Regions from separate parts of the Homo sapiens genome. Here region 1 is linked to region 2. A link is a loop called in an ENCODE intact Hi-C map of the cell type or tissue named here. Cell type or tissue: dorsolateral prefrontal cortex. All regions are shown on one strand. Each heading gives the region's core, and the rest is flanking DNA. Links, peaks and the distances in the headings are about the cores only. Region 1 has its middle 28 kb from the start of LINC02345. Region 2 holds the start of LINC01852 (long intergenic non-protein coding RNA 1852).

Region 1 (16,594 bases), core at 4,735-12,734, 60 kb before region 2:
AGGGCCTAGAAAAGAGGCCTCAGGACTCTGCCTGGTGCCCCATTCTACTATGGCTGAGTGGATATCCAAGTTCCAAGACAAAGTCCTCTTTACTCTTCCCTCTCTTCTCCTCAAGCAGAAGGAAGAAGTTTCTCCCTGTGCTGCCTGGGGTTGGAGGAGAGGTGACCTTCCCCTGGCCACCCCATCTGGTCATGTGTGCCCCAAGTCCACTGGCTCTGAGCCAAGCACCGCACTGAGATTTGCCCAGGAATTGCAGTGCTTGTGGCTTAGACTGCCTTTCAAGTTTATTTTGAACCCCACAGCAGTTTAGCCAACAGTGGTGCTGGTGAAGCTTGTTGGAACTCAGGTTCCAACAGCCAGGATAAGTGATTCTCCTCTGGCTAGGGCTGGCCTAAATGCTCCCTCCGTGGGTGCCAACTGAGTTCTGCCTTCTGTTGCTTTCCACTGTGATAGGACAACACTGAGGTCATATGTAAAATTGCACAGTTACTGCATTCACCCTCCCCAAAGTGCACAGATTCTCTCTGAGCCAAATGGGTTAAGGGAGAAGTGATGGAGGCGATTCGAAGCTGTCTTTCCTACCCTCTTCAGTACCTCTTCCAGTGATGTGAAGTTAAAACCAGGTATTGTGATTGTTCACCTCAGTTTTCAACTTCATGAAGGTGCTTTTCTTGTATTGCTTAATTTGTTGTTCCTCTGGGGGGGTGTATAATTGCTGGAGGCTTCTATTTGGCCGTCTTGCTCTCCCTTCTGTTGAAGAGTAAAAAGATTTGTCACTATTAGACAGAATTCTCATGTGACAATAATTGCTCAAACAGAAATAACAGCTATTAACAGAGTACAGGTCTGTTTCTTTACAATGGTTTCCATCACCCCTATTGCATTATGCCCAGTCTATTTTACTCATTTGTGCCACCAGTATGCCCTTGTAGGTCTTAATCAACCTTTATTCCTAAGGGCACCTAGAGAGAGGATCCTTAAAAGGGAAATGACAGTGCCAATTGTTTGGGGAGGTGCCAAAAGACAGATAACTTTTGGAAAACAGTACTTGACAGAAAAAAAAAAAAAAAAAAAGGAAACACCAGACTGAGCACAATGGCTTATGCCTATAATCCCAGTTCTTTGGGAAGCTGAGCGCAGGTGTTTGAGAACAGCCTGAGTACCACAGCAAGACCCCATCTCTACCAAAAAAAAAAAAAAAAAAAAAAAAAAGCTAGGCATGGTGGTGCACACCTGTAGTCTAAGCTATTTAAGAGGCTGAGACAGGTGTCAGGGGAGGATCCCTTGAGCCCAGGAGTTTGAGGCTGCAGTGAGCTATGATCACACCATTGTACTCTAGCCTACGTGACAGAGTAAGACGCTGTCTCTAAAAATAAATTAATTAATTAAATAAAAAATTGTAAAAAGGAAACAACTTAGAGCAAAGTTAATACATTACAGCTCATACTGGGCTAAGTAGAAAGCACAAGTGGTTCCGGTGATTTAGAGCAGTGTGAGGAAAAAAAGACCATTGAAAACTGTATGATGAAAAAGTTTTCCTGAATCTCAGCTTCTGATTTATAAGAAGGCAAACCAGGAGTCTTCTTAACAGGTCATATGAACTTTAGAAATAGGCAAAGACTCCCTGTGCAGCAGGGATGCAGCCTTAAGTACTTTCTTTCTCACAGTTCATGGATGAAGACCGAAGGAACTGAACAGCAATAACGGAGGTTTGGCTTAGGCTGAACATTAGGAACAAACCCCCTTCCAATATTATATATGTTAAATCTGAGATAGCTGCACAGAATGATAAATTATTTGCACTTAAGTGATCTGTACCCAGTCTTAATTTATTGCTGGGGAGTGAGTGATGATATGAAGAGGTCAAGGCCATTGAAAGAACAATTTGTTGCTACTCACAGTTCCCCTAGAAACAAGAGGCACAGCACACCATGCAAGGCCACATGGGGAAGCAGCAGAGTAGATCAGGAGGCAGAAGCAGGAAGGAGCATGGCCTAGAGCCTTTATTGTGTTTTCTTCATGAGAGGCAAGGTGGGACAGGAGAAACAGCTTAGTACTGGCTAGTTTGAATAATGTCTGTGGGCTCTGATATAGCATAGGAGTGGTGTCTAGTTGCCTGGTATGATTCAGAGCAGGGAAAGTATTGAAATGTTGTATGGGAGTTAGAGAAATGAGGTGGTTGAGCTTATGGACTCAGGATTGGTTGGAGAATTTGTAATACGATTTTGAGCACCTGCAAAAGCTTGTTCACAGGGGATACGTAAACAACTTTGCCCACTGGTTTGGCCCTGTGATTAATGAATGCCAAATAGACAAATACAGAATCTAAGAAAACACAGAACATAAGTGAACACTGAGAAGCATTCAGTCCAGTCACTTCATTTTACAAATAAGGAAGTTGATATTTAAAGATGTGACCTCATTTGTCCAAAATCCACTGAAGCTTGCTAGCAGCACTGCATAAAATAAAATCCCTATGCACTATTCCCAACTCTATGATCTCTTGGCTACACTATATTGACTTATGCAGATAATGCAATTCCATTCATGTATTGGAAATCTAAAGCAGGGATTAGCAAACTTTTTTGTAAAAAATCACCCAGTAAATATTTTATATTAATGCTAATATTTATATTATTTTAATATTTATATTATTATTTTTGTAACAAGTCACCTAGTAAATATTTGCAAGTCATACAGTCTCTGTCACAACAACTCAAATCTGCCATTGTAGCACTAAAGCAGCTGTAGACAATGGATTAAAAAAAAATGGGTGTGGCCATGTCCCACTAAAACTTTATTCAGCAATGCTAAAATTTAAATTTCATATTAATTTTCATATGTCATGAAATATTATTTTAAAATTTGTTTTCAATCATTAAAAAATGCCATAACTATTCTTAGCTTGTGGGCTATATACAAAGACAGCAGGCTGAGTTTTGCCCATGAACCATAGTTTACTGACCCTTGGGCTAAAGAATTTGTGTGTAGACTTCCTATGTAATCTCAGATGATTGAGCCAAATGAGAGTTCAACACTCCAGGTCTTTATTTCTCCATTGATAAAATGAGATAAATACACTATAAGGTCCCTTGTGGACCTGTGGCCTTGAGGTTTTTGCAAAGGATACTCTAACACAAAAATGGGCTGTAGGCTCTTTTATGGGAAGCTCTTCAGAATACTTCTACCTGAAATATCTCCAGGAACCACAGCAATTCAGGAACTACAGTGTGAAGAACATTAGATACACAGAATATTAAAATTAAAAAAGATCTGTTGGATGATGTTTAGGAAACATGATAAGAGACATTTCTGTACTTCTCAAAGCTACTGTAAATTAGGAGTACCCAAAGAATTGGAGAAGGTCCCCTAAAACACACTCTCAAAGACTTGAGTGCAGGTAGTTAATGTCAAAGGCAAAAATAAGAGACACAAATGAGACAGGGAAAATTGAGATAGGGAAATGAGTAAACAATAAAATTGTGTTAGTGAACAAGTAAGTGCCATGAGTAACTAGAGGTCAGTTCTGCTGGAATCTGTCTAAGAAACTATGATGTGGCTTTGGAATTGTTTAACAGAGGGTGGGGAGGCCTAGGCATTTATCTATCAAGTCCAGTTTTTCAATGATTGAGGGTTGTTCTGAGGGTGTAAACTCACCCACACTTTTTTTTTTTTTTTTTTTTTTTTTTTTTTTTTTTTTTTGTGAGACAGAGTCTCTCTCTGTTGCCCAGGCTGGAGTGCAGTGGCACGATCTCGGCTCACTGCAAGCTCCGCCTCCCAGGTTCACGCCATTCTCCTGCCTCAGCCTCCCGGGTTGCTGGGACTACAGGCGCCTGCCACCACGCCTGGCTAATTTTTCATATTTTTAGTAGAGATGGGGTTTCACCATGTTAGCCGGGATGGTCTCGATCTCCTGACCTCGTGATCTGCCCACCTTGGCCTCCCAAAGTGCTGAGATTACAGGCGTGAGCCACCGTGCCCAGCCAAACTCACCCACACTTTCAGGTTTTACTTGCAAGAGTGCAGACTCTCCCAGATTGCTGAAGAAATTCGTCAGGCAAAGAAAAGAACCTGGATGAAAGTGGGAAACTATAAAAATGCTAGAAATACCGACCGTGGTACTCAGAGGGGAGCTAAAGAGATAAAGTGTGGTTGTCAATATTTTAGCTGCAGGGATGATAGAGGGAAGGGGGAAATCAACATTTTCTAAAGTCATTTGACCTCAAAACACTTTTTTCTATGAAGCATCCCAACTTAATTGACTCTAGAACTCCTTCATTCATAAAGCATCTGTCCTTGGGGAGATACTGCAATAAGGTAGATAGGATAATCTTAGTAAAATTAGAAGATCTCTTCAGGGTCTATTTTCTAGGATCAAAATGACAAAGCATTCACTAAATACCAATAAGCTTCTGATATCCCTGGGGCAGAAAGTAGGCCAATTCATTCCACACAGTGCCAGGCACGAGGTCAACTCCAACATGAAAAGCACAGTGAAAAACAATTTACCTCCAAATGAGGTTGCCATCTGAAGTGAGGCATGTCAGAGGAGGGACAGAATGTTCAAAGTGTGGTTGGAATCAAGACAACGCATGACCATCTGCCATCCAAGTACCATCTTCTGAATCGTTTAGCCACCTGCACACCTGTGCAGGCATGTCACATTGAGGAAGGGATTGCCATGCCATCATAATGAGCAATAAAAACAAAAGCTCAAGAAATCACTCTTAGGCCTCTGATACCATTACTTTCCTAAATTTAGAATCTGCCCCCAAGAAGAAACATATGGAAAAAGAGATTCATAAGCCTAAATCCTAAATCTAAACAAGACTGAAGTTTCTGTGTGATCTGAATTTTTAGACTACCGGGTCATATGTGGAAAATCAGCAAGCTGTTAAAGGAATAGCATGGCAAATGCTGAACAGATCCTAATCTGGAATCCATTACGTATCTTCTCATTTTGAACTTTGATCAACACAAAAATCACCTCTTCTCTAACCTCATTCAGATTTCACCTCTAGATCTACTTTTCCCAGGAAAGCCAAATAAATCCATCCAAAACTAATTATAGAGAAGTGCCTCTAAGTGCTCAAAGCAATCAGTTCCCCTAAAGAGCTTTGCACAAAAGAGCACAGCTCGCCTATTCTAGTTCTTTAGACCTTCAACACCAGAGATTGGGTTTGTGTAAATGTGATGTGCTTGTCTAGGATTCATTATGTGAGAAATGTTATTTACTTGGTCTATATTCTCTAGGCAACAGTATTTTTATTCTAAATGTTAGATAAGGTCCTCCCAGTTCAAGTGCCTCTCCTTAAAAAGACGTTTCAATTTGGGAACTCTAAAGATACCAAAAGTCACACCATTAGTAAGAACTCACCAAATATATTATATCCAGGAAAATAGATATGCCCTTTTCTAATTAGTTAGCTTAAGCATATAATGGGAAAGCAACACAGCAGAGCAGTTAGATATCCAAACTTAGAGGTCAGATTGCCTGGGTTCACACTGGCTTCACCACTAAATAGCTGTGTGACCTGAGTCAAGTCACTCAAGCTCTCTGAGACTCCATTTCTGTATATATAAATGAGGCATGGTAACACATGTAAGTGAAATGCATGTAAGTGAAAATGCATATAAAGTGTTTAGCATTGTATCTGGAGCATAATGAGCTTTAAAACAGTAGGTATTTATGGTAGGCTGAGAATGCCCCCCCAAAAATTATTCATGTTCTAACTCCTGGACTCTGTAAATGTCACCTTATATAGAACAAGCACCTCTGCAGATGTGATGAAGGTAAGGATCTTGAGATGAAGAGATGATCTGGATTATTAATAGAGTGGACCCTAAACTCAATTGCAGGTATCTTTATAAGAGGGAGGCAGGTCCGGGCGCGGTGGCTCCCGCCTGTAATCCCAGCACTCTGGGAGGCCGAGGCGGGCGGATCACGAGGTCAGGAGATCGAGACCATCCTGGCTAAGACAGTGAAACCCCGTCTCTACTAAAAAAAATACAAAAAATTAGCCGGGCGTATTGGCCGGCGCGTGTAGTCCCAGCTACTCGAGAGGCTGAGGCAGGAGAATGGCGTGAATCTGGGAGGCGGAGCTTGGGTGAGCTGAGATCGCGCCACTGCACTCCAGCACTCCAGCCTGGGCGACAGAGCGAGACTCCGTCTCCAAAAAAAAAAAAAAAAAAAAAAAGAGGGAGGCAGAGGGAGATCACACACACACACACACACACACACACACACAGGAAGGGGCCATGTGAAGATGGGGGTAGACAGAGATTTAAAAGTGCCATCCACGAAGGCTACAATGATGTTATCACGAGCGAAGGAATGTCAGCAGCTGGCAGGGGGAACCTGCAGAGGGAGTGTGGTCCTGCTAACACCGTAATTTCAGCCTAGTGATACTGATTTTGGACATCTGGCCTCCATAACCATGAAAAAATAAATTTCTGTGGTTTTAACCCACCAACTTTGTGGTAGTTTGTTACAGCAGCCACAGAAAACCGGTGTAACGATACTCTTTATTTATTTATTTGCTTACTTATTTATTTATTTTTGAGACAGTGCCTCACTCTGCCACCCAGGCTAGAGTGCAGTGGCTCAATCTTGGCTCACTGCAACCTCCGTCTCCCAGGTTCAAGTGATTCTTGTGCCTTAGCCTCCCAAGTAGCTGGGAGGCATGTGCCACCATGCCCAGCTAATTTTTGTATTTTTGTAGAGACAGGGTTTTGCCTTGTCAGCCAGGCTGGTCTCAAACTCCTGGCCTGAAGTGATCTGCCCACCTCGTCCTCCCAAAGTGCTGGGATCACAGGCATGAGCCACTGCACCCAGCATCTTTTATGTATCTATTGCTGTGTGACAAAACTTAGTTACTTAAACAGCAAATGTGTTATCCCACAGTATCTGTGGGTCAGGAACCTGGGCACAGCTTAGTTTGGTGTCTGTCCCTCAAGGTGTCTCACAAGGTTGGAATCAAGATATCGGCAGAGGCTGTGGTCTCATCTCAAGGCTTGAGTGAAGAAGGAACTAAGGAAGATTCAGTGCTGCATAATAGTAGACTGAGGGCCTCAAATCTTGCTGAGTGTGGACAGAAGCTACTCTCAGTTTCTTGTCACACGTGTCCCTTCATACAACAGCTTACAACACAGCAGCTGACTTCATCAGAATGAGCATGACAGTGATCGAGAGAGAGAGAGTGTGTGTGTGCGATGGTGGAAGTCAACACCTTTTTAAACTTAATCTCAGAAATGATAGCCTATCACTTTTGCTGCAGTGTCTTTGTTAGAAGTGAGTCACTAGGTCTAAGGACATTAACTATCCAGAATAGTTACCTGCACCAAGTCTTTTCATTTGACAGCTGCCCTGGCTCTTTATCACCTGCTGACCTTTTTTTTGAATACTAACCTAATCTAATTCACATTGGTCTGTTTATTATAGAATGCAGGACTGTTAATAGAAAAAGTTCCCAGTTGTTCAATCTGCAAATGCCCAAAATTCAGACTTTAAAATAAAAATCTACCATGTCTATGTAGATTTATGGTTTTACATTTGCTTCCACGTGTTTCTGTGTATCTTTTCCTGCTCTGAAAAATATGTCTGTTATGTAGTTGCCTAAGAATGGCTTCTTCTGGCCAGGCATGGTGGCTCATGCTTGTAATCCCAACATTTTGGGAGGCCAAGGCGGGCAGATCACAAGGTCATGAGATCGAGACCACCCTGGCTCACATGGTGAAATCCCATCTCTACTGAAAATACAAAAAAGTAGCCTGGCGCAGTGCCGGGTGCCTGTAGTCCCAGCTACTCAGGAGGCTGAAGGAGGAGAATGGCATGAACCTGGGAGGCGGAGGTTGCCGTGAGCCAAGATCGCGCCACTGCACTCCACCCTAGGTGACAGAGCGAGACTCCGTCTCAAAAAAAAAAGAAAAAAAGAAAAGAATGGCTTCTTCTATGTGGTGAGAGGGTTTTCATAGATTTCCTTGCATTTGGCACAAGGAGAACAACTTCCAGCCCAGAACATCTTTTCTTGCTCTCAATGGTCACTCCATATGTCTCTCACGGTGCCTCTCACCAGCCCCAGAATCCATGGCTAGCCTTCAAAACTGTCCTTTTGTTTCACTAACATTTTGCTGTTTGACATTCACACCACTCAAATCAAATATTATCGATTTTTTGAGCAGAAAATATCTTCAATTTATCTCATCAAGCCTCAAAGAGAAAAGCTCAGAGGGCTTTCTCTCTGATATTCTCAGTGCTAGTTAAGGACACAGTTGATGTTGAAGCCTGTTGTCTCAACTCCCAATAGGAGTAGTCGTGTGTGTGTGTGTGTGTGTGCACATACACGTGTATGTGTGTTGCTCATTTTGCACTGCTTTTAGATGTTATGATTAGTTCTCAAATACACAATATGTACTCAGGAAATGTTTGTAAGCAACATCAAAATCCATGCTAGAACAAAAATGATATCTAAAAGAAGCATAAAATTGTGATGAGGAGGCTGATGAGAAGTGATGTTCATGTGTGAGCTTGGTCCCATGCAGAACACTAATTCTTTCTTCGGCTTCCTGTCCTAGTATCAGTCAAAGTCAGGAGACAGAAAGAACACAGTAATTTGAAGAGGAAATGTTAATGTAAAGAATTATTAATCATTTATAGGGGATTAGCTACCAAGAAGGGATAATAGAGAAATCTAAAGATTACCTGAGGTCTGAATGAGAGAACCCAAAGAAGGAACAAACTTGGAAGGGGGCCTCTTCCTCAGGACTGGGATACAGATCACAATAAAGGGACTGTGGCTTCAGCCTGTAGGATAGGAGAGAAGTCACAGTTGGTCCATAGTCTGCAGGCCAAGGGTGGCAGACAGAGAACCACCACTGGGTGCCAGTGAAACTCCCGAGGAAGCTGTCAGCAGAGGCTGCTGATGAATTCACTGAAGGCTGTCAAAAGTTACCTACAGAACTCATCCAGAAGCCACCCACAAAGATGTTGCTAAGATCACAAAGAAGCCACCTTTCCAGGAAGCTGCCTGTGGCTAGTACCACTTAAACTTGCCAGGGGTCATCTCCACTGGGTATCCTGTATAGGCAGGCCAAGCACCACAGGAAGGAGGGAAAAGGACAGCTAAAGCAGGAAAAGAAGTCCCTCCCCCCCTCTAGTGTTCCTCTATTGCCATCTACTAAAAAACTTGACATGGTGCCAAGAGGTAAAGAAGAAATGCTTACGAGATCCATCTTGGCTATCAAGCACAACATTAAAGGGTGGATTTGGAGCTGAGAGACAGTAATTCAATAACAGCCACACTCTTGTCATCAGTGATGTGATAGGAGCTCTAATCTCAGCTCTGCTAATGTGCTAACACCTAGGGACTTCTTAAACAGATGATTCCCTGCATGTCACCTTAGTATTGCTTCACTTTTCTTAATCCAGTCTATGGAACATTTTGAGTTTGATAGACCCAATGAGCCACTCTATTACTTCAACATGTGATAATTTAAAATAGCAAATAATTTTTTCTATTTTATTTTTCCTGATACCAATCACTAAGATAATCTGGATTCAATTTATACTGTTACTATAGCAAATTATCATAAATTTAGTGACTTAAAACTATATACAAATTTATTTTCCTACAGCTCTGGAGGTCAGAAATCAAAAATGGGTCTGCTGGGCTGCATTCCTTCTGCAGGCTCTAGGGAAGAATCTGTTTCTATTTTTAGCTTCTAAAGGTGAACTGCATTTCTTGGCTCATGACTCCTTCTTTCATCTCCAAAGCTAGCAGTGTATCATCTTCTCTGCTCTCTGACCCCTGCTTCTGTCCTCACATTATCTGACTTTGTTCATTTTGCCTCCCTCTAAGGACTGTTGCAATTACATTGGGTCCATGAGGATCATCTAGAATAATTCCCTCACCTCAAGATAGTTAATTTAATCATACCTGCAAAATATTTTTTTGCCATGTAAGGTAATATATTCATAGGTTCTGGATACTAAGGCATAGATATCTTTGGGAGGCCATTATTCTTTCTATCATATACTCCTTCCTAAAATTAAAGTCTCTTGGATATTACCTAGTTTTGCTTCGTGTACATTTTGTCATTTAAAAGAATTTCAAAACCTCCCTGCTCTGACCCTGGCTTTCAAGACACCAAGATACGATCGATTACAAACACTTGATTTCCCTTCAGCTCCCCATTCTTAATTTCAAGAAAATTTTGTTTCCTCAACTTTAACCCTCCTTCTAATTTCTTCAAAAATAAAATAGAAATACTTTAGCTTATGAATTTGCTAGAACTAATGACATAAGCTTCCTGCAAACCATTAGGTATACCAATCTCTCTGTAGCTACTTCAATTGTCTTCCAAGAGTTAGAGGGATTTCTGAATTGATAGAGAGAGGTGAAAATGGCATTCAGTGCGTGTGTGCACACATGTTCTACCCCCGCAAGTTCTACCCCACAAGACTAAAATTGTTTAATGTGTTTCCCTTTCTTTCTATGTTCCCTGTACTCTCCTTCTGCCTCTCAGTATATGGCAGTAGAGAAAGTTGAATGCATAATTAATTCTAAGTCACTTAAAGATCCTAAAGGAAAAGACACTGTATTAGTCAAGGTTCTCTTAGAGGAACAGAACTAATAGGAGAAAGATTATATATATATATATATATATATATATATATATATATATATATATGAGTTTATGAAGTATTAACTTACACAATCATAAGGTCCCACAATAGGCCATCTGCAAGCTGAGGAGCAAGGAGAGCCAGTCCAAGTCCCAAAACTAAAGAACTTGGAGTCCGATGTTAGAGGACAGGAAGCATCCAGTATGAGAAAGATGTAGACTGCGAGGCTAGGCCTATCTCTCCTTTTCATGTTTTTCTGCCTGCTTTATATTTGCTGGCAGCTGATTCAATTGTGTCCACCAGATTAAGGGTGGATCTGCCTTCCGAAGCTCACTGACTCAAATGTTAATCTCTTTTGGCAACACCCTCATAGACACACCCAGGATCAATGCTTTGCATCCTTCAATCCAATCAAGTTGACAGTATTAACCATCACAGGAACTTTCCAATTAGAGGACAGAAAGTCAAATGCAACTAGGAAACAATAAGATACGAATACCCACTAACCACCATTTAATGATATTAAATTAATACCATTAAAATTGCCAAAACTCAAAACACTGACAACACCAAGTGCTAAAAGATGTGGAACAACAGGAACTGTATTCATTGCTGGTGGGAATGCAGAATGGTACAGCCATTCTGGAATATGCTTTGGCAGTTTCTTACAAAACTAAACATACCCTAATCATAAAATCTATAAATCATATTCTTTGGTATTTACCCAAAAATTTGAACACTTATGTCCACACAAAAGGTGTTTTCACAAAGATGTTTGTCACAGCATTATTCTTAACAGTCAAAGCTTGGAAGCAACCAAGATGGCGTTCAGTAGGTAAATGTATAAATAAACTATGGTACATCCAGACAATGGACTATTTATTATTCAGTGATAAAAATAAATGAGCTATCAAGTCATAAAAAGAGATGGAGGAATCTTCAACATATATTACCAAGTGAAAGAAGCCCAACTGAAAAGGCTTTTTACTATATGATTTCAACTATATGACATTCTAGAAAAAGCAAAACTATGAAGAAAGTAAAAGCATCAGTGGCTGCCCAGGGTTGGGGGAAGGAAGGGATGAATATGCAGAGCATAGAGGATTTTTAGGGCAGTGAAATTATTCTGCATGATACTGTAACAGTAGATGTGTGTCATTTTATATATCCATCCAAACCCACAGAATGTACAACACCAAGGGTTAACCCAAATGTAAACTACGGACTTCGGATGATACTGGGACGTCAATGTAGGTTCATCAGTTGTAACAAATGCACCCCTATGGTGGGGGGTGTTGATAATGGGGGAGGCTATGTGTGTATGGAGGCAGGGGCTATATGGGAAATCTCTGCACCTTCTGCTCAATGTTGCTGTGAACCTAAAACTGCTCTAAAAAATAAAGTCTATTTTTTAATGGGATTATGAAGAAATGAAAAAGGAATTTATATTAGCCCATTGCCAATAACAGTGAAAAGTGAAGATTAAGACCAGCAAGAATATTTGTGCCACTTATGAGCAATCGAAAACCTGTCAGTGTAGCCACTGTATCAGGCTCTGTGGGCAATGGGGACTCCTCATGAACTCCCAAGGTAACTTGAAAGTAAATTAACCAGCCTAAGACAGATAATCCAGTGGTCCTAAAAGATGGATGATTTGAGGGGTGCTGATTTGGTGCAAGACTAAATGGCAAAGGAGTTCAATCTCTGCTCAAACACCAGTGAATACATGAGCCATCTCAGGATCAAGCACCTACGGTAACTTCCAGAGCCGCAGAAATGAGCAGTGGTCAGTTATACTTTCAGCCTGGGCAAAGTCTAGTCCCCAAGCACAAAGGAAAGGTATATAATAAGGCCTAAGTTATAATGGAAATTATGGAATGCTCCTGCTTTAAATTTTTGGAAATATCACCCTATAATCCTCCCTTTCTGACCACTGTGTCCTCTGCCGCTTGCCTTAACACTGTCAAAAAGTTTATCTGGGTTTATTCACACCCATAACTACTAGTAGGAGAAAAGAATAAAGTTTGTTGTTGCTGTTGTTGTCATACCATAGGGGTTAGACACCCTGACCTAGGCTTTTTTTTTTCCAACTATTTAAACCTCTAAAGAACAGATTATGAACACTGGATCACAAAGACAGAGTGCAAGAAAGAGAGACACAGAATGAGAGACAGAGAGAGAGAGGATACGGCTGTATTTATATGGCCAGGGGTCTTCCACTGAAGATAGTGGACTGAGTTCAAGTTTTTTTCTTTGCATTGCTTCCACTAAAATTTCACTGACATAAAAAAATACTAATAAATATACAGCACCTGTGAAAGCAATGAAACCTTCTGCAAATGACCAGAAACTTAAGGAATTTCTGGATATTATAAAAGCATATAGAATCAAATTAATTTATAAGTTAATTGCCAAAACTTCTGCCTCCTAATACTAGTAAAGAAGGAGGGGTGATGGAGGAGTGCATAGTTTGGTTTCCTAACGGAGTTCAGAAAAGTTTAAATCTCCGAGAAGCAGGAGTGGGTCATGGAAGCATGGGAGTGCGTGGGGTCTTAGAAATATGGCAGGAGCTGGGCCAGAATCCTGCTCTGTGCAAAGCAACTCCCTAACAAAAATGGTAACCTGCCTGCCGGAGAGGAGCCAGAGAAATGGCTGTGCCTTGTTCAAATTTAGATCGGTATAATGGAAGAAAAGGAAAAGGAAAAAAGCACTCAGTGGTACAGGAAAGGCTTTTAAAGCATTGTCTTCATCATAAGAAGTTCCTGCTTCCTCAGTTGAGGGGCTCCTATTCTGTCAGTCTGCTTACCATTAAAACATCCTAGAAGAAAACACAGCTTTTAGAAGTGCCCACCTACTCACTGCATCTGAGTAAGGGTACTCAGAGGGCACCGCAGGCAGTCATCTGAAAAGCAAGGAGGCCTGCAGATATGATTTGTCTCTGTGTCCCCACCCAAGTCTTATCTCCAATTGTAGTCCCTGTATGTTGGGGGCAGGGCCTGGCGAGAGGTGATTGAATCATGAGAGTGGACTTCCCCCTTGCTGTTCTTGTGATCGTGAGCGAGCTCTCATGAGATCTGGTTGTTTGAAAGCGTGTGGCACTTCCCCCTTCACTCTCTCTCTCTCTTGCTCTGCCATGGGAAGATGTGCCTTGCTTCCCCTTTGCCTTTTGCCACAACTGTAAGTTTCATGAGGCCTCCCCAGCCATGCAGAACTATAAGTCAAACCTCTTTTCTTCATAAGTCACCCAGTCTCAGGTAGTTTTTTATAGCAGTGCGAAAATGGACTAATACACCTGCTTAGGGCTGTGTATCAGTGACATTCACAAATTCTGAAGAAACCCACACTTGATACCATCGTTAATCAAGGCAAGCCTTTACTGGTAAACAGTAATAGACAACAAAGAAGAAAGTCAACAGGCTAAGAGAAGGGCACCAACATAACTAAGCTGAAGACTTAACTCTAAGTAAAGAGCGTTAAAGCAAGAAATAGGAGACAACTTTAAGAAATTTTTAAAATTATTGTCCTCAGAGAGAGTTAAGTGGCCATTAATTAGTAAAATGAAGAAATCTGGTTTCAAAAAAGAAAGCCATTGGAGAACAAGTGCACTCTAGAAATTAAAAACATGACTTTAAAAGTAAAATTTCAGTGGGAGGCAAAATAGTAGAATGAAAATAGATTAATAAAAATTGTTGGCCTGTAAAAACAAGTAATAGAATTCTACCCAACTGGCAAAAAAAAGAGATGTAAATGATTAAAGATAAATGATATGGAAGATAGGTCTAAAAAATTCCACATATAGTAACAGGAGATGAAGAACGAAAAAAATAGAGAAAATGAATGAAAGCAATAATCAAAGAAATAATAAAGAAAATTTCCCTGATCTAAAGTTTTCTATCTTCAGATTAAAAGGGTTCAGTAAGTGAAGAGCAGTAATGTTATTTTTTTTTTTACATACAGATTTCAAAATCCAGGATTAAAATTAAAATATTTTAATTTTCCAGAGAAACACAACAATTTATGCATAAGAAATGAAAATTAGATGGGCATGGAACTTCTTACATACAACACTAGATGTTAAAAGACAATGGAGCTCTGTTTATGAAGTTATGTGGAAAAGTAGTTTAAACCTTAAATTCAATATGCAATCAAAATTATCACTAAGTATGGAGGTAAAGAATATTTTCAGATATGCAATGACTCAGATAGTATACCACCCATATATTCTGAGAGAGAAATAAAAGAGCCCCCAGAATGACTTCTGTAAAATGAAAAATAAATCATAGTGAAGAATTCAAGAAAGAGGAAGATGTGAAACTAAACCAATAAAATAGTAGTGGGCAAAGAAATCAGTAAAATCCTTGAGTCAAAATGATTGCAGATAATGTTGTGAAACTTAATGGCACTGTTAGGAAAAAGATGACTAAAATAGAAGTTAATAATATTTCTAAAACTGAAGCAATCTGGAACTAAAATTCTTAGTAATTTCAATCTCAAGTAACAAGGAAAAGGGAAGTAAAAGCTAACTAGAATATTTATTTTGCATGGATGGGATAATACAAATTCTGGTTAATTCTTCTAAGGAAAATATAGGTCAGTTTATCAGAAGTTTCAATTTTCCTTTTTTTTGTAAATAGACTTTACATTTTAGAACAGGTTTAGGTTTGTAACAAAATTGAGTTGAAAGTACAGAGAAGTCACATATTCCTCCTACCCGTTCACATTCACAACCTCCCCCACTGTCAGCATCCCCCACTAGAGTGGTACATTATACTAGAGTTCACTATTTTCTTAAGACACAGGGTCTCACTCTGTCACTCAGGCTGGAGTGCAGTGGTAAAATCATAGCTCACTGCAGCCTCAAATTCCTGGACTCAAGTGGTCCTCTCACCTCACCCTCCTGAGTAGCTGGGACTACAGGCAGTGCCACTATGTCTGGCTAATTTTTTTTTTTTTTTAATTTCATAGAGACGGGGTCTTGCCTTGTTACCTAAACTGGTCCTGTATCCCTGGCTTCAAGCAATCCTCTAGCCTCTGTCTCCCAAAGCACTAGCATTACAGGTTTGAGCCACCATGCCCAGCTGTGGTTCTATGGACTTGGACAAATGTATAATGACATGTACAGCATCAGAGGTTTTTTTTTTTGATAAATTAAATGTAATTAAAAAAATTTTTTTTTAGAGACAGGACCTTGCTCTGTCACCCAGTCTGGAGTGCAGTGACACAATCATAACTCACTGCAGCCTCAAACTCCTGGGATCAAGTGATCCTCCCACCTCAGCCTCTGGAGTAGGTAGGACTACAGATGCACCACCATACTTGGCTAATATATTTTTTTCATTTTTTTTGTATTTTCTGTAGAGATGGAGTCTCCCTGTGTTGCCCAGTCTGGTCTTGAGAGCTTCAGTTTTAAATAATAAATTGTTCTCGTCTTTCTAAATTTCAATCAAAACACAGGATGTATTTTAAAAGGGAAAAACTGTGAGGTAAAAGAATAGGGTGAGGGGAGGAAAGAAATAACTTCATAGAGAAAAATTCAATGAACCCTTGGAAGAAAATATATGGAAGTATGGTTACTGACTTGGGAAAGAAGAGAAAGGTACAATGTAACTGCACATAGAAGCCAGTCCTGAAAAGAAGCAAGCCGGCTGAAGTTATCTGCAACTCAGAAGCACTTGGTACCACCCAAGGGGAGATAAGAGGTAAGGTGGGAAAAAGGGCAGTGATTGAGACCACTACAGACACCTGGACTTGCAAAAGATAGCAATGGATACGTAATAAGCCAAGCAAATTCAAAATAATTTGGTGATGAATATGCTAATTAGCTTAATTATGGTAATCATTGCACAATTTATATGTGTATCAAAGCATCACATTAAACATCTTAAATATATATAATTTTATTTGTCAATTATACCTCAATAAAGCTGGGGGAAATTTTAAATAAAAATAAATAAATAAAAATAAGTTAAC
Region 2 (16,594 bases), core at 3,341-11,340:
GATGAAAAATATAAAACGTAAGGATGGTTGAAATATTCGGTCAGCCAGGAAAGGTGTCATGAAGTTGAGTTAGGAAACTGACTACATGAGAAACATTTAAACACCTTCTTACCTTGTCAGACGGTATTCTGAGTTCCAGATTCAAGCAGCCTGGTTTCCATACACAGTACCACTTTTTATTTATTGTGAGAAAATTGCCTAATTTTGTGTCTCAGTTTCTTTATCTGTAAAATGGGGATAATTTTTTTAACTAGTAGAGTTGTGAAGAGTCAATTTAAAAACAAAACACATTTAGTGCTTAAAACAGTGCCTGATGTATAAGAACTCAATAAATATTAGGTTTTGTAGTTGCTTTTGTGTTTTTTTTACTTTCTATGATCTAATTTCAAGATTGTTAAAATGGGACTCATAATGCCAGGCTTCACTGAATTTTTGTAGGAATCTCACGAGACAAGACATAAAGAGCCCTTGGAGTTTGGATCATAGTAAGCACTAAATGTATGCTTCCTGCTCCTGTTACCATTGTAACCAGGCAACATTTTTGTTTTCTTAACTATTGCAACAGTATTTGACTTGGAACAATAGCCATCGGGAATAGAAGGTTAGATCCTGAGGACATGGACGTACATCCACAATAATCTTAGCATAAAAGAAAAGAGAGATAGTTAAGCTTCTCTGCACTTGAAAACAAGAGGATGGGAGTATTGGGAGAAACAGAAAGCAGAAGAGAAAAAGGGGAAGGAGAGAGGCACCGAGGAGCTGTTGTGAAGCTGGGGATTTTATAGGATGAGGGAAGGGTATCTATTCGCTAAGGATGGGATAGTGGAGAAACATTTTACAAATAAAGATGAGTCAAGTTAAATTTGAAATTATTTTTGTTTCAACATGAACTGCACTTCTGTCTCCTCATGCCACCAAAAGTTTTAATAAATACATTATACTCACAAGTGCTTTGTAGGGTCTTTTGTGCAAATTAGATGTGCCAAAAATGACCGTGAAAATGTGGACTTCACAGAATTTGGAGAAAACTTAGGGAGGACTTTGGACTTCTACAGGGAATGAATAGAGCTTGAGACAATCCTACCTAGGTCTTTGATATCTGCATAACAACATTAATATTAGTAATATTAATTCAATCGGAGAAGCAAAACCATTAGGAAGTGTGTGTGTGTGTGTGTGTGTGTGTGTGTGTGTGTGTTTTGCTTGGGAGGAGTGGATTTATTATGGAGATTTGAACTTACACAATGGGGGCTGGTTAAAAAGTCTTTGTAAGGCTGTTGTCTTTGTGCCTGATGCTGGAGCTTGAAGTCCACAGCATGGGTCTTCAGGAAGAGAAGATAAGATAGAAAGTAGGAGTGAGCAAGTACAATCCGGAATTTACAAGGACAGGAACAGACTGCAACCCATATCAGTTATAATCGCCTCTAACCTTGATGATGTGGGCATCGTGCCTGAAGGAGCCAGGGCTCTTTGTCACAGAACTAAATACACATGTGGCCCAAGAGTCAGAAAACTGAAGGGAGGATCCCAGAAAGGTGGGGCAGTTTTAGGCCAAGCTAAAGCTATAATTCTAATCAAACTAAATTAAATGTATTTATTAATAAATCTTAATAAAAATTCCTTAATGTTTTAAAATCAAAGATAAGTTATTATCTCTGGTAATTATCCCTTCTGGCTACTTCATTCTCAATGATGAAAGCCTGTGGTTGGATAGAGAAGTCAGAAAAGACAAGAAAGGGAAATGTCCTATTGATGACCGCATCCAATGCTCAGTTTAATTTCTTTAAGCCCCCAGGATAATACTGTTTTGTTGTCTTCGATTATCGTTTTCTATAAGCTAATGGCCCTTCACCTATTTAAGCCTGGTGTTCCATTATTGGAATGCTAAGCACGTGGGAATTATTTATATCCTACTGCTCAAGGTCATCACCAAGGTCTGATTCCAAAAATTCCAAAAATTGCAACCTCAGGCATGAATGGGTTAATTGGAAGAGGAATCCTTAGTCCGTCGGTAAGTTCTAGTACAGGGAAAAAAAAATAGGCAAATCAATACCTAATTTTCTGACAGAGAAAATCCATTACAAGGATGGTTGCCTTTGAAAGTATCTCAATAGGAGTCATATCAAGTCTTCTCATTTCAATGACTAGAAAAATGAATAAACTCTGGCTAGACAACTTATGAAATTATCCATCCCTGCATCATCCATCAGTCAGATGATAAGGTCCCAAGCTATAGTGACTGGATAATATTCATATAAAACTTCAGCCTGGTGGGAGAAAATAAATCAAGTTGTTACACTGTCACTATTTCCTAATAAAGATTTTACAGCCTGAGGTTGTGAAAGAATAAGGGTAATTTTTAATCGTTCCTTTAAATATACATTTCTATGTGTATAAATACACAAGCATATTAAATATATTATTTTCATTAAAATAACTTTCTCATATCAGGTGAATATCTGGAGCTAGGTAAGCAAAGCTAAAATGCAAATGTGGTCCACCATAGTAAGACAAGCCATTCTACTTATAGGATGACCTTACATAAAAATTTCCAAGGCGTGGTAGGAAAGCAAGTGCTGATCTTTCCATCTTCTTGCTAAGTGAACATTGCTCACTCCCAGTACCATGTTTCAAAGACCAACGGGCAAATATCCAATTCTCCCAATTGTTCATTTTTCTAGAAAAATAGAGATTACAACAGAGACCACCTAACTGCAATCAATTACAATATAGATGATGATGATTGATTGATTGATGATGACTATGATAGCCAGCATTTTGATGACATATTTTTACACATGTAGCTATTAATTTTGACTAAAACTACTTTTTATATTCCATTGTCTTCTGCGATGTCATGAAAAGGCCAAGTATAGCACTCCAAGTACTGGTGGACTGGGGATTTTTTAAGAAAGAGAGGAAAAGTACAGAAACAGATGCAAGAACTCTGGGTCAGCCAGATCAGCAATCAGGGGGTGTCTGAGGGTTTCAGTCCTCATCACTCCACCACCATAACTCCCATTCACCCTTTAAAATTCTATTTTGTCTTTACTGTTATTCTTCTAATATCAGCACTATTCTCTATGAATGAATCCTTCTTATCATGCAGCCAAAACTTATATTACTTGGGTACAGAGAACAATCACATCATACCACAAGTCTCCCTGAAGCAAAATAGTTAAAAGCACATTCTTTTTAGTTTAAAATTAAACAGCCTCATCTGACTTTCTTTTTCTTTTTTTTTTTTTCTTTTTTTTTTTTTTTTTTGATGGCAGCAAACACTGGATCTGCCTCAAGCCTTCCCTGGCTGCCCTGCAAACTTACACCAGTCCACAGAGGTGCTGAAACCTCTGAGAGGCAAGTAACAAGCAGCATGAAAATGGAACTAATGATCCACAGCTTCATCCTTTGTTTCCAGAAGCAACTGGTGTCCGCTTTCAGAATCTCTGAGACTGGAAATGATGGGAAATAGTAAGGGAAGCTATGTGGTCCAGAAAAAAAATAGTTGTGGACCTGAATGGCTTGCCATTATTACATTTCCCTATTGGGCCAGCATACTGCCTCTTTGCAGTTTGCCAGATTTCGCCTAACCTCATCCACATTTAAAAGTCTATGGAAAAACAGGAGGGCCTTTCAGGGGGAAATTCATTCATGTTTGGATTCAGGCAGATTTAGGAACCTTTAATAGCACTGTAATTACCCTGCAGGGCACACCACAGAGCAGCCAGCAAGCTCTCCCTCAATGGACACAAAATTTCCTCTGGAATTTACAGAGCAGAAACCTTAAACACACATCGCCATAAGAACCAGATTACATAATGTCTCCATCACCCTCCTGACAGCTACAATTATGAGTCAATCCCTGGTTTAAATATGAAACCGGAAGCTCCGTGTTTCCCCTCTGACTATGTGGCAGGCTGAGTTGAGCTCTTCGGGGCTGTCAGTTTGGAGATCTAAGCTGCTCCCACAGTCACTAATTTAGCATGAGACCAAATGACGGGGTAATTAAAAGCAGTGCTGCAGAGACCCGCTCCAGGACCAGATGTTCTCCTTGTTTAATCGCTGCCCACATAAGGAACAGAAATAGCCCCCTCCTTTAATTTTTCCTTTTCTTTATCCTCTCCAGATAATTTCCGGCTTCTGATCTTTCAATCCCACAAAATAAAATAAAAATAAAAGCCCCATTAGGAAAGATGACATGTTATTGAACATATGACTGTAAGTTGTAATGCACTCTTGCAGTCTCCTCTTTGTACTTCTTGAAGCATTCCAACTCATAAGACATTAAGTTGCCCTGGCAACCTCACATGACTAACAGCTCCAGAGAGCCCCACCTAACTGCAAGGGCTCATTTAAGTCAACATGGGCCACCCCAGCACTTAGTAGCCCAGGTCTGAGTAAATAGCCTTGCTTTTTGGCTTTTTAGAACAGGCTGGAGGAGGCGGCCCCTCCCCTTTTATTGCCCCAAACACAGGACAAATAAGTCTCCACCCTAACTTCTCCAGGAACTTGACTAAAAAGGCCAGGGGTCATCTGGCAAATCAAGGCGAGGTCTTCTCTTCACGTTTCTGGCTTCTGGACAAATAAGGCAGAAGAAAAGGGAAGTTGAGCTAATAATGTATACCTTCCAAAAATGGAAAAGCAGTATGCAATATGGCTATCTCAATCTTATCAAATCAGACGAGGCAGCTTTCTTATGTCCCTTGGGATGCAGAGTCTGGTCTCTATCTAAATAGCAGGCTTCCTTGGCATTAAAGCACTAGAGGCCTTGAGGACAGTCTTGGAAATCAGGAGAATAGAGATCCAACTCTAATTCCACCGTTTGTGACAACAGACAAGCCACTTTACCTCTCTGAGGTTATTTCTTAATTGGCAGTACGGAATGACCATCCTTGTTTTTTTCTCTTCTGGGACCTGTCTCTGCAAACTTCATCCTCATCCACAATTCTCAAGCATGTGGAGTTCTAGGTTTTTAAGATAAAAGGTGCTAATGAATTGTATTTCCAGATAAATAGGTATAGTCTTTTTAAAAAAACAAGTTAATCAAAATTTATAAAACATGATCACTTGAGATTTTTGACTTTATGGAGGTAATCAGACAAGAACCTTTGATCCTTGCTTTCACTAATCCCTTCTGAATCATTGATTATTTGCTAGTGTCAGGTAGATCGACTCAAGTCACTGCCTAGTAATGACCAATCTGAAATGAGGATAAAGGTGCTCTACAAAAGCATATTGTAAATCAGAAAGAAACAGAAATACCCAATGATTTGATGAAAACTCACTAGTTCTGTAAAGGGAGGGAAACCACAACTGTTACTGTTGTACAACTTTTGTTCTATCCTGGAATCACCTCACATGTGAGATTTTTAAGTGGGTTGTACTCACCTGGTTAAATAGACACGAATGGGACAGTCTGAAAAACAGTCTCCACTCTCAGGGTTGATGCCCACATCAAGACAAAAAGCCAAACGGACCCACAGGACAAGAAACAATGTTGTGGGCAGCCGTGTGTTTCGCATATTGCCCCTGACACAAACAAGGAATTATGGAGGTCCCATCTTTAAACAGACTTTATATTACTCACCATCTGATCAGTGTGTGTGTGTGTGTGTGTGTGTGTGTGGTGTAAGAGTGAGGGAAAAAGACAGGAGCAGGCATTTGCTTACCTAGGCATTACTTGAATGGTATTTCCTGCAGACATGTGGAGGTATATTTAAGGTAGCAAGTACTCTACTATCTCATGTTTATCAACTTCCTGATTGGGATGCAAAAGTGTATTGGATTTTCTGAGTGGAAAACATATTCGTGTATTCCAGACCTCAGAGGAAAACAACCAAATAGAAGTCTAAACCAGGCCCAAAATAACAAGAACCATGGGGACACATTTAGAGCAACGTATAAGAAACAATGATGTCCATCATGCATGGCCATTACTCTTCCCGCCCTGCTTCTCTGGGGTGTTTAAAGAATCAGTGATTGACTAGGCACACTCCTTATGAATATAAAACATGATTCATGTTTGCCAGTATTAACCATCCACTCAGTTGGAAAAAATGACTCCTCCACCTGAGTGCTGCACTCTTCTTTGGGGCATTTCAGGAAACACTTGTAGCATGTTTGTGCTCTCAAAAATGTTTTCCTACCCTTTCCTTCAAACTTCTCCTGAACTTACGCCTCGCCGAGGACCCCAAATACCTACCATGCTCTCCCTATTTCTTATTTAGATTTATAAGGAACAGAAAACAGCCAACAAGTTAGTATCAATCCCTACACTCCTGAATGTATTTGTTCATTCACTCAACATATTTGTTGAACCCTTATCAGGGCCAGGGACTGCTCTGGGCACAGGAGATACAGAATAAAAGACAGGTTTGGCTGGGTGCAGTGGCTCCCTCCTGTAATCGGAGCCCTTCAGGAGGCCACGGTGGGGCAGGAGGATAGCTTGAGGCCAGGAATTCTACCTTACTGTAGGCTGCGATTGCACGATTGCACGCTGCACTCTAGCCTGGGAGAGCAGACAGGACTTTGTCTTCGTGTTGTTATTGTTGTTGTTGTTGTTTAAAGGTTCATGTTCTCAAGGAGGCATACACTAGTGGAAAGAGACATTAGACAATTAGCCCTAGTAAAAAGTGACACAAAGTCAACCAAATAGAGGTCCCAATAGGATCTTTTTGTTTACCGGAGTTCCAGACCCACATATCTTCCACCTGTGCAGGTAGATAAAGTGTCCACCTCCAACTTAGAAAGAATTCCACAAGCACCCAGAACTTCATCACATTCGTTCTCCGGCTTTGTGATACTCATTTTAACACACACACAAAAATACTAAGTTCAGAGAGGCTATGTGGATTTTCTGAGGTCACACAGTTGTCTCAATGGAAAAAGCAGGGAAATGTTATAAAATAATACGAGTATCAAAATAGCTGTCCCATCGTCGTCCTTCAACACTTGCAGGTTACATCATTTTGCAGGTCTGGCTGTGACATCACTTCTGGATATGCGACACGGCCCACCCCACCACTGAGAAAATGGAAAATGCTGAGCAGTAACCTCAGAAACAACTTCCTCCTGCAAACGCAATTTCTTTTCCGCCTAAACCTTTACAGCAGGGAAGGTGGGTGTAAGGCGCACCAAAGAGCCTTTCAAAGTAGGAACCCCGGCCTGCAGGTCAGCCTGGATCGTGTCCAAATTGAGTTCCACCCCTGGTGAAAACCAATCTGTTTATGGGTACGCTTTTCTGATGTTACAGAACGTCTGCGAGAGAGGGAGCTCAAGTTCCCGCCTGGTCTCTAAGTAACCCGGCCCACAAAGGTGCATACACACGTCCGAGACAGAAAAAAGCTTGCCGGTCGTTCCCTCCTCCCAGGCCTGCAATGAAATGCGCTTTAATTGCATCAAAGGGTTCTTCTCAATGGGGTTTCAGAGGCGCGAGAGCGGCGTTCCCAGCGAGGGTTCCTTTCCGGCTGGCCAGCATTCCTCAGCCCCGCGCGGGGAAGGGGATGGGGCTCCTTCGGCAGGGCCTGAGGCTCATTTCCATTCCTCTCGCATACAGCCTCTGTTGTGCGGGCCGGGCCTGCAGAGGGTAGCCGCGGCTGCCTACGAACAAAGCCCCATTCATCCCCAGGGACGCTTCCTCCCCGCCGGCCCGCGGCCGCAGATGGGCTGGCCTGGGCACGCCATCCTGCAACCCGGGCGCGCGGCCCGGCCTGGCGCGCACAGGGCTCCGATTCAGGACGCCGGGGCTGGCCGGGGCGACCCGGGCTGCTTTTTCAGCAGGCCCCACAATGAGGATCGGCTGAAACTCGCTTTCATTTCTGGGCCGGGGACAGGCAGACACTGAGTCCTTTCAGCCGGGAAATCCTCAGTTTACTCACGGCTTGTTGAGAACGAAGATGTCAATTTCCACTGCCCTCTCCCGGCCTCCCCCACCCTTGCCCCCTCGGGATGGTACGGTCCGAAGTTTCCCGAGTTGTGAGAGGACTTTGTTTCTCCTCTGCGGCCTCTGAAATCCCGACGAAAGGGTCATTTCCTGACTTTTGTGTCTCTTCAATCCAGTGCCTTGAAAGTTCTTACCCTCTTGTTGTGACTGAGTGCATAATTGCAAGGCTGCTCCCTAACTTTTTTTCAGAGCTTTAACATTCCTCTAGGTTCAAGTTTGGGACCGTGGCTTCACAACAAAGACCAGTTTTTTCCTCCCCCTCCTCACTCCTGGGAAAAAGGAAAAAAGGAAAAGAAAGAAACCAAAACGCGTTTGTTCAGCAACCATGTTCACAGATTTCGAGCACACTTCTTCTGGCCCCACAGGTTAGACCAACAACAGGTTAATGCCACGGAGAGCTCTAACGCCAAATCAAAGGACTGCAGTCTCACTTTTTCTTAAGTCTCAGGCAGCTGGGGGAGTTGGGGCGGTGTGTGCTTAATTTCTAGTGCACAATCTAAAACAGAAACAGCCTCCAGATCTAGATTCCTAGGCTCTGGCTTAAACAGGGAATGGCAGAATCAAAGAACACCAGATATAGGAAGACTTATCAACCCTAATGCATTCATTTTACAGATAAGAAGCAGATAAGATCTAAGAGGGGAAGAGACTTGTCCGCCCTCCAAAAGAAGCTGGTTCATCCCAGTAAAAATTGCCTCAAACAAACTTAAAAATAATTTTCAAAAAGAAAGCCTCCAAGAAAAAAGTGTTGTTCAAAAATATGTTTTCTTTTCTCCCTTTGTGTCAGAAAAAGTTTTCTCTGAGTTGGTGGGAAAAGGGTGGGAACCCAGGTTTGAGCTGAGGATTAGAAAAAAACCTTCAAGTATCTTTCCAAAGAATGCTCTCTGTGTTTCTTTCACTTCCTGCATTTTGAACATTGCTACTCTCTCTCTTCAAAGTACAGTCATTCCCCCGTATCCGTTGGGATTGGTTCCAGGACACATCCCCACCCATAACCCAAACCCTGGGTGCTGAAGTCCCGTATATAAAATGCAACATATTTGCATATAACCTATGCACATCCACCCTTATACTTTACTTCGTCTCTAAATTAACTTACGATGCCTTAAACAATGCCTACACATCACTTGATTCTCCTGGATTCAATGTAGTACTTGGCGTGGGACAAATTCAAGGTTTGCTTTTTGGAACTTTGTGGAATTTATTTTCTGAATATTTTTTATCTGCGGTTGGTTGAGTCCATGGATGCAGAACTGACGGATACAGAGGGCCGACTGTATTGCATCCTTGGTGTGGCTAAAAAATACAACGAAATAAAAACTGGTTACTTGCTACTCCAAGACTTCTTTCGTCCTGCAGGAAAAAACCTTCACAATCTTAAAATGGAGATAGGATTACTTTGCATGGGTTATTTCTAAATGTACAAAATGAATCAGTATACACACAGATAGAGAGAGAGGAGTGCTTGTCATATACCAAGTACCATACTAAGCACTTTACACGCATTCCCTCATTGAATGCTCACAATAGCCTATGAGGAAGATGCTATTACTACCCCCATTTTACAGAAAACAGACCAAAGCTGAGAGGGGTTAATTTTAACTTTATCAAGGTCACACAGATGTTAAATGGCCAAGTCACACAATGTGACTCCTGGGCCTGATCTCTTTCACGCTAGGCTTCACTGATACTTGAGGCACAAACACGTGGGGACACACTGGACACAGAGGTCTAGACTTGGAAGCCAGGAAAGCTCCAGCCAAGACATAGGTTTTTGTGTTTCAGCAAGGGAGGGGCTACAATGGCATGCCTGAAGGCCACAGGAGGGAGAATCTGCCTCATCCTACCCCACTTGGAAAGAAAGAAGGCCATGTGAGGACCTGCTAATTTCACACCGAAACTCTCTTTTGAGAAAGCAAAAGAGTGTGAATTCAGTCACTCCCTATTCTGAGCGGTCTTGTGATTTTATCTTTTAAACAATGCTCTGTAAACAATCGTGTCAAACCTTGCTAGTTGTCACGGCAAAGGGGACAAGACAGTGCTTAATTATACTGCTAATAAAATGTGCAGCCTATAATTGACACACATCACTTTTCCCCCATAACTCATTAGTCAAAACTAATACACCACCTCAACTACGATAAGTCCAGGAAATGAATTCCAGCCCTGTGCCCAGAATAGGGGACAAGAAGGACTAAAAATGCATGGTAACCAGCCCTAGTGATGACCATGACGCTCAATAAACACTGCTCTTCTTCCGATGAATGGCGAATACCAGTCCTTTTTTATAACTTCCTATTTTATAGCTAGTCCATGAGACTTTAGAGCAGCTCTCATGTGGAAGGCTCTGTAATCTCAGGAGTCATGCGTGTCATGACAAGATTCAACAAGAGCTTCTGGCTGCACCAGGCTACAAAGGCGTTCTCTTGCTTCTTATGAGCTCCACCATCCCAGAAGAGGAAAAAATGAAAATAAAGTCTTAAGGAAAATGGTCTGCTTTGGCATACCCAACTTGAAGATCATTGTGGGAGGGAGCAGGAAATATTCAAATAAAAGCAAAAGCAAATTTTGACCACAGAACTAAGAAAGTCTGTAGGAAAGATGCTGGAGTGACAGGAAACATCACTGACATTTTCATTTTCTCTCACATCAGATTTGCCCAGCTGTGTCTTATGGAAATGATTCTTAACCTCTCCTCAATATTTCCCAAACGAACTTGCCTTTGTTTTGGTGTTTTCTGAGCAATTCAAAGCTCATCTGGAGTTAATACGATACATACTTTGTTCATTGACTGACCTGTGTAGAAATGCCGATCAACTTCTCTCTTTTTTGACTTCTGCTTAACTTCAGACTCAAATTATCCTATCCTATTCTTATCTGATCATTCCTCGATTGTTGGGCATTGTAGATTGTTACTAATTTTTAAAAATCATACGTATAAAAAGAAGCACTAAAATAAATATTCTGGTACATAAAATCTCTCTCTGCGTATATAATTGTCTCCGGAGACTGGAATCACTCAGTAAAATTGTGCAAATTTTGCTCCAGAAAAGCACCCTGACCCGTGTCTTTACCTCTACTTGTAGAAAGACCACACAAAGGGAGTAGCTGCTGAAGAGAAACAGCATCACCTGGAGTTATGGGAATTACCTGGCCTTTGTGTTTCATGGACGACAGTGGAATTCAATTCTTCAGGAATATTGTTCAGGACGGTATATATGTCTCAAGATTTCCCTATTTACAAAATGTAGCATAAAAGTGGCCTGATTTTAAATGACTATACAACCACATAGCAACAGACTGCTTATGATCCAGTAAGTGAAAAAAGTGGACCCTACAATGACAATCAAATTTTTTTTAAATGCTGGCAAAAAGGAATGTCAAATACAACCTCAAAGTATCAATGTGTGCAGATAATAGGAATGTTTTTTTCTTGAATCTTCCAAAATTTTAGAATATGATGAGATTGGTTTATAATGATGTAAAAAAAAAAAAGTTGCATAAAGGACACATCTGATGAGAATGTGAGCTGGGAAAGCTGTGTCACAGCTGCACTTTCAGAAGTACCCGGCCATTGTTGCACTGGAGCCAGCCCCAGTTGCCTGGATGTAGAGGCCACATTTGGCATCCCCAGGGTTTTCATGTAGCTACTTCCTCTCCCCACAAACAGGCAACCACCCGGGCGGCTAAGCCAACAATGCGATGTCGTGCTTCATCACCAGACCTGACTGGGAGGCCCGCTGCAGGCCCCAGACCTCCTCCGAGAGAGCGGACTAAACTCGCAGGGGTGTTTCAGAGCAAAATGGTTTCAAAGCAAGAAACCTTTTAAAACAAACAGGAAACGAGCCCCTCAAACCCAAACCATGTGGAAAGATAGGCCACATGATTTAAACAAACCAACAAGAATACAAGTTTGTATAAATACCCTGGTACTTGCGCATTTCTAAAAATCATTGCAGTCCAATTGGGAAAAACCTGTTTAAGAAACATTTATTAAGAACCTTCATAGGCCAGGCATTGTGTTCATCTTAAGGTTTCAAATTAAATAACATCTCAGCCCTCCTGGGACACCCATTCTACCGAAAGAGATACACATGCAAATAATGAATCAAGCCTGGCAATATGAAAATTTTAATAAAAAAGGCAACGCATGCCTCTATCTTAACAGAAAAGGAAACTAAAAGGGCCCACTAGATTTAGCAATTAAGTAAAAAATTCCTAGGCTAGGGGATGAAAGATGCAGTGAATTGAGGAGGTAAGGTAATGGAGACGAAATAAACACTATTCTCTCAAGAAGCTTAGCTGAGAGGAAAAGAGAAAAGACAGGAGGATAACAGGTTAAGTTGGAATTCAGGATTCATGAGGCTATTTTCCCTAGTGGGAGAGGTGTGAATACGTTTGTAGAGTGAGAGGAAGATTTCAAGGTAGAAGTTGAAGATACAAGACAGGGACGATGGAAGGGGATGGCGTTCAGCACATATTTAACTAGTACAAGCTTTTCCTCTTGGAATTTTTACCCTACCAACCAGAAACACAACGTTTCTGCCCGTATAAAGAGCTCATCTTTTCCAGCTTTTCACCTTGCATGGTTTTAGCAGGACATTAGATGTATGATCCTGTCTTATGTAAATCTGGAATTTTAAAAAATAACAAAGATCATTTAGAATTTACGAATTTTTGTCTACTCTAAAAGGAAACAAATTTATAGCTATTTCATACTTCCCTTTGCATTTTCTTTCTTCCTCAAGATCATTACGTAAATGATGCGACTTCCAAGTTGTAAGAAACAAAGATGCACTGCAAATCACTGAGTCGAGAGAAACCCCGTTATCCATAAGTTAGTTTGATGAAGAAAAAGGGAAGCATTACCAGGGAGAATATTATATTTTTCTTTTCTTTTTGAAGTGTTTGAGATTTTAGTTACATTTCCTTTTAACTTATTTTAAATTATTTATTTTTTCAAAATTCACTGGTTTATCACAAATGTGCATCTGTTCACCAAACATGGATAAAATCAAAAGAATGAAAATATTTCTTAATAGAAATAATACTTTTTCCATGCATTAGTTGCTTTGCTTTTTTCTTCAGTTAATCAAAATTAATGTTGGTTTCCTAAAAACAGATGTTTGAGTGGAAAAGACAATAATAAAATGAAATAATCCTTTGCAATGAATTTTTTCAAGTCTTTCAAATATGAAACTTTCTGCAGAGTTCTAGTGGTCAAAGGAAATTACAGGATACAGGGTCTAGTCAGCTTGAATAGCAAATCTTATTTTATCCATTCTTGATCTTTTAGAGATAATGTTACAATCTAAAAATGAACACTTCCTGTTGCTGTGAACAGTAGACTGCCCATCGTTGCTAACATACAAGATATTTATTATTTCACTTCACACAGAACCAGGACCCAAACTAGCACTGATAAACGAAGTGGCCATGGAATCTGGAGTGGAAGCAGAGAGCTGAAAATACCACTGTCTTTTTTCAGATGGTAATTGTGTGTCTGAAAAGTACATAAATATTGTTTTCCTTTTCATTGCATTTTTGCTTTAAATACATTGTATTAGGTTGATCTTCAATTAACAGTCTTTTTTGATAATTTAGCCAGTTTTTCTCTCCCCAGCTTCCTCCTATGTTGTTTAGTAAGATATTGTCTGTAAATAAATAGTGTGGTGTCAGGGAAGGACAGAAGCATTTTAGAGAAACCCTTCAAGGAGTTATTTTGCAAAGCAAGAAAATTCTTGTTAGGTGAATAACCATCCCCTTTATTTACTATTTTGAAATTTGGGGTCTTCTATATTATGTTTTCTTAAAACAGAGCATTCCTGAATAGAAGAAGCCTATCAAAGAAACCTTCAACTCTGCCATTTCTGAAAACATAAAAACCCAAATGTGACTTATCACATCAGTACAGCATAAAGAATTTGGTCAAATTTAATGAAAATGGTCATAAGAAAAAAGATGGACAGAATAGAAAGCAGGAATCAATTATTTTACCACGTGGAAGCAACCTATGGTCTGGGCCGGGGATTGGCACACTACAGCCGTGGGCCAAGTGCAGCCTTCCACCTGTTTTTGTAAATAAAGTTTTATTGGAATGCAGCCACACACATTCGCTTATGTATTCTCTATGGCCATTTTTGTGCCACAGTGACAGAGTTGGGGAGCTGCCACAAAGGCCATATGGCCTGCAAAGCCTAAAATATTTACTCTCTGGCCCTTTATGGAAAAGGTTCGCTGAAGCTGGTCTAAAGGAGCATGAGGGCTGATGTCTGTTGGAAACATTACATAAACAATTACAAAATCTTTTAGACCTGTGGCTCAAAGAATGTCTGTACCTTTACCCAGAAAAAAAAGAGCAATTCAAAACTTATTTAGATAAACAATTGTTTCTTAAACTTTTAAATTGTCTGTTCCTGGCAACTGTAATAAGAAGTAGTAACTCCTTTTCTAATGCACTTTGAAAATTCATCTTTAAAAAGTATGGTTTGCCTTCCCATACCACTTTAGAATGTTAAGAGCCTCATCTAATGCTATATATATATACATATTTTGGTCAAAGTGGTTTCTTCCCCCACGTAATGCTCAGTTCTATTTTCAACATTTATCCTTCTATGTGAGGTTCTTCCTTCTAAACAATAGCTAATATCTTAGCCCACTTAGCTATTATCTCTATCCTTGGGCTCCTTTCAGTGTATTTGGGTTGGAGTTTTTTTTTTCTAGTGTATCTCTGGAAGTGTACTTGTCTATATTTATTCTGCAGATGACTAGTTCAGTGTGCTTCATTTTACTTCCTTCCTTAATAAACTATTTGTCAACAGTGTTTATTTTTTCCTCTCACCCTTTATCCTGTTGCAGTTATTTTTAAGGTGCTACTGATTCCCTGACACCCAAAATGCAAGGTAGAATATGTGACTTCAACTTCTCACACAGATTGTCAAAGGATCACATTAATCTTTGTTTCTCCTAAGGTAATTTCCACTGTTGTCATTCTCTGAAAAACCTGCCTGCTTATTAAAGGTCCTTTCTAATTGGGCACGGGTGGCTTATGCCTGTAATCCCAGCACTTTGGAGGCCAAGGCAGGCAAATCACCTGAGGTCAGGAGTTCAAGACCAGCCTGGACAACACAGTAAAACCCCGTCTTTACTAAAAATACAAAAGTTAGCCAAGTGTGGTGGTACAAGCTTGTAACCCCGGTTACTCAGGAGGTTGAGGTGAGAGGATCGCTTGAACCTGGGAGGCAGAGGCTGCAGTGAGCTGAGATTGTGCCACTGCATTCCAGCCTGGATAACAGAGCAAGACTTGACTCAAAAAAAAAAAATTGTTGGATGAAAACTAGTACACATGTAATTATTTCTTCTTAATAATCATTGCCAAAGCCAAAACCTTTCCAGATGGCTTCCAGAAACCTTGCCTTTCCCACATTTGAGAAAGTCCCCAAATAATAGCTTTCAAGGACTAAACTGCTTCTATTGATCTATAGGTCCCTACCGAGAGATAGTTTTACAAAGATTTCCATTGCCTTCACAGTTTTAGAAATGATGACTTTGCTTTTATCCCTGAAAGAGCCCATATTTTGAAATTCAATACTACACTTATCTTATTTAAAAGATTAGTAAGAGTCTTAGAAGAATTTGTGTGCCTCCCTGATAAGGAAGCCTGTGATATGCCCCCACATAGTCCTTGAAACAACATCCTGGTTTTTGAAATAAAATTTTTATACGGATAGAATATCAACCTACCCCCAATACATTTCAGAAAGATGAACAATCCCAGCTTCTTTACTTCCTCTAAGATGCTGATAGCAAGCAAATGTTGCAAGACTGCATGGCCTTTTTAGACCACAATTTATGTTGCTAATAGGCACATTGAAAACATTAAGACAGAAATATTTCATATTTTGCTGAATTGTAAAATCTGTCATTTGTTTTGGTATGATTCAATTTACTTTATAATATCTCGTTTGCCTCTGGTATTTAATAAATACTCTATTACCAACTAAGAACAATTTTAGAAAATACTACAAAATAAGAGAAAACTAAATTCTTTATTCCCTCTCTGGCAATATCCAATACTTCATCTCAGTTAGATCTATACAAAAACAATACCTGAAGTATCAAAGATTGATAATTTTTTATTGCAGCCAGCAAAGCCCCATAAAGAACCAAGTGTAGGCTAGGTACATCTAAAGAAGCAAAAGATGATAGACCCCAGATGTGGTCAGACTGGCAAAATTCATCACAAAAGCAATATAAAGAACCAGACTCTAGAATCAGGTAGACCTGGGTTTGCATCCCTCCCCCATTGTTACCAGCTTTGCTAGCTTGGGCAAATTATTTAACCTTTTTAAATGTTAGATTCCCTCTCTGTAAGGTAGTAATAATAATGGTGCACACCTTAAAGCGTTATCCTGTGAGTAAAATGAGACAATAAATTAATTATCTCAGTCCCTCAAACATAGTAAACTGCATCAGTTACTTATTATTGCATGGCAAGTCATGCTAAAACTTAATGGCATAAAGCAACAACTATTTATTTGCTCATGATTCTGTGGATTGGTGATTAGGGCTGGGCTCATCTGGGCAGTTTTTTTGCTTGTTTGTTTTTGTTTTTTGTTTTTTGTTTTTTGTTTTTTGTTTTTTGAGGTGGAG

Evidence for each region. A loop is a pair of places that touch in the nucleus more often than their neighbours do. Peaks named below come from ENCODE experiments on the same cell type or tissue, not always from the same donor. Only the 100,000 strongest peaks of a DNase experiment are listed, where the experiment ranks them.
Region 1: it touches region 2 in a loop (2.8-fold over the local background); 11 of 110 quality-filtered maps call a loop at or near these places.

The regions. Positions count from the first base shown.
Region 1 is chr15:38,004,210-38,020,803 of GRCh38, forward strand. It overlaps a transcript of TMCO5A not described here. Among named protein-coding and RNA genes, the nearest start is that of LINC02345, 28 kb to the right of the region's middle. In dorsolateral prefrontal cortex, for the core only: a CTCF peak has its summit at 8,859; a DNase peak (open chromatin) is centred at 8,867.
Region 2 is chr15:38,065,366-38,081,959 of GRCh38, forward strand. It overlaps LINC01852 (long intergenic non-protein coding RNA 1852), which reads right to left and starts at 7,625. Exons shown (of 3, transcript NR_147201.1): 1 at 6,683-7,625; 2 at 6,465-6,592; 3 at 3,447-4,575. RefSeq lists an enhancer at 7,103-7,968. In dorsolateral prefrontal cortex, for the core only: CTCF peaks have their summits at 7,582 (motif pointing right) and 7,785; a DNase peak (open chromatin) is centred at 7,646; H3K4me3 peaks cover 3,499 bases; H3K27ac peaks cover 5,975 bases.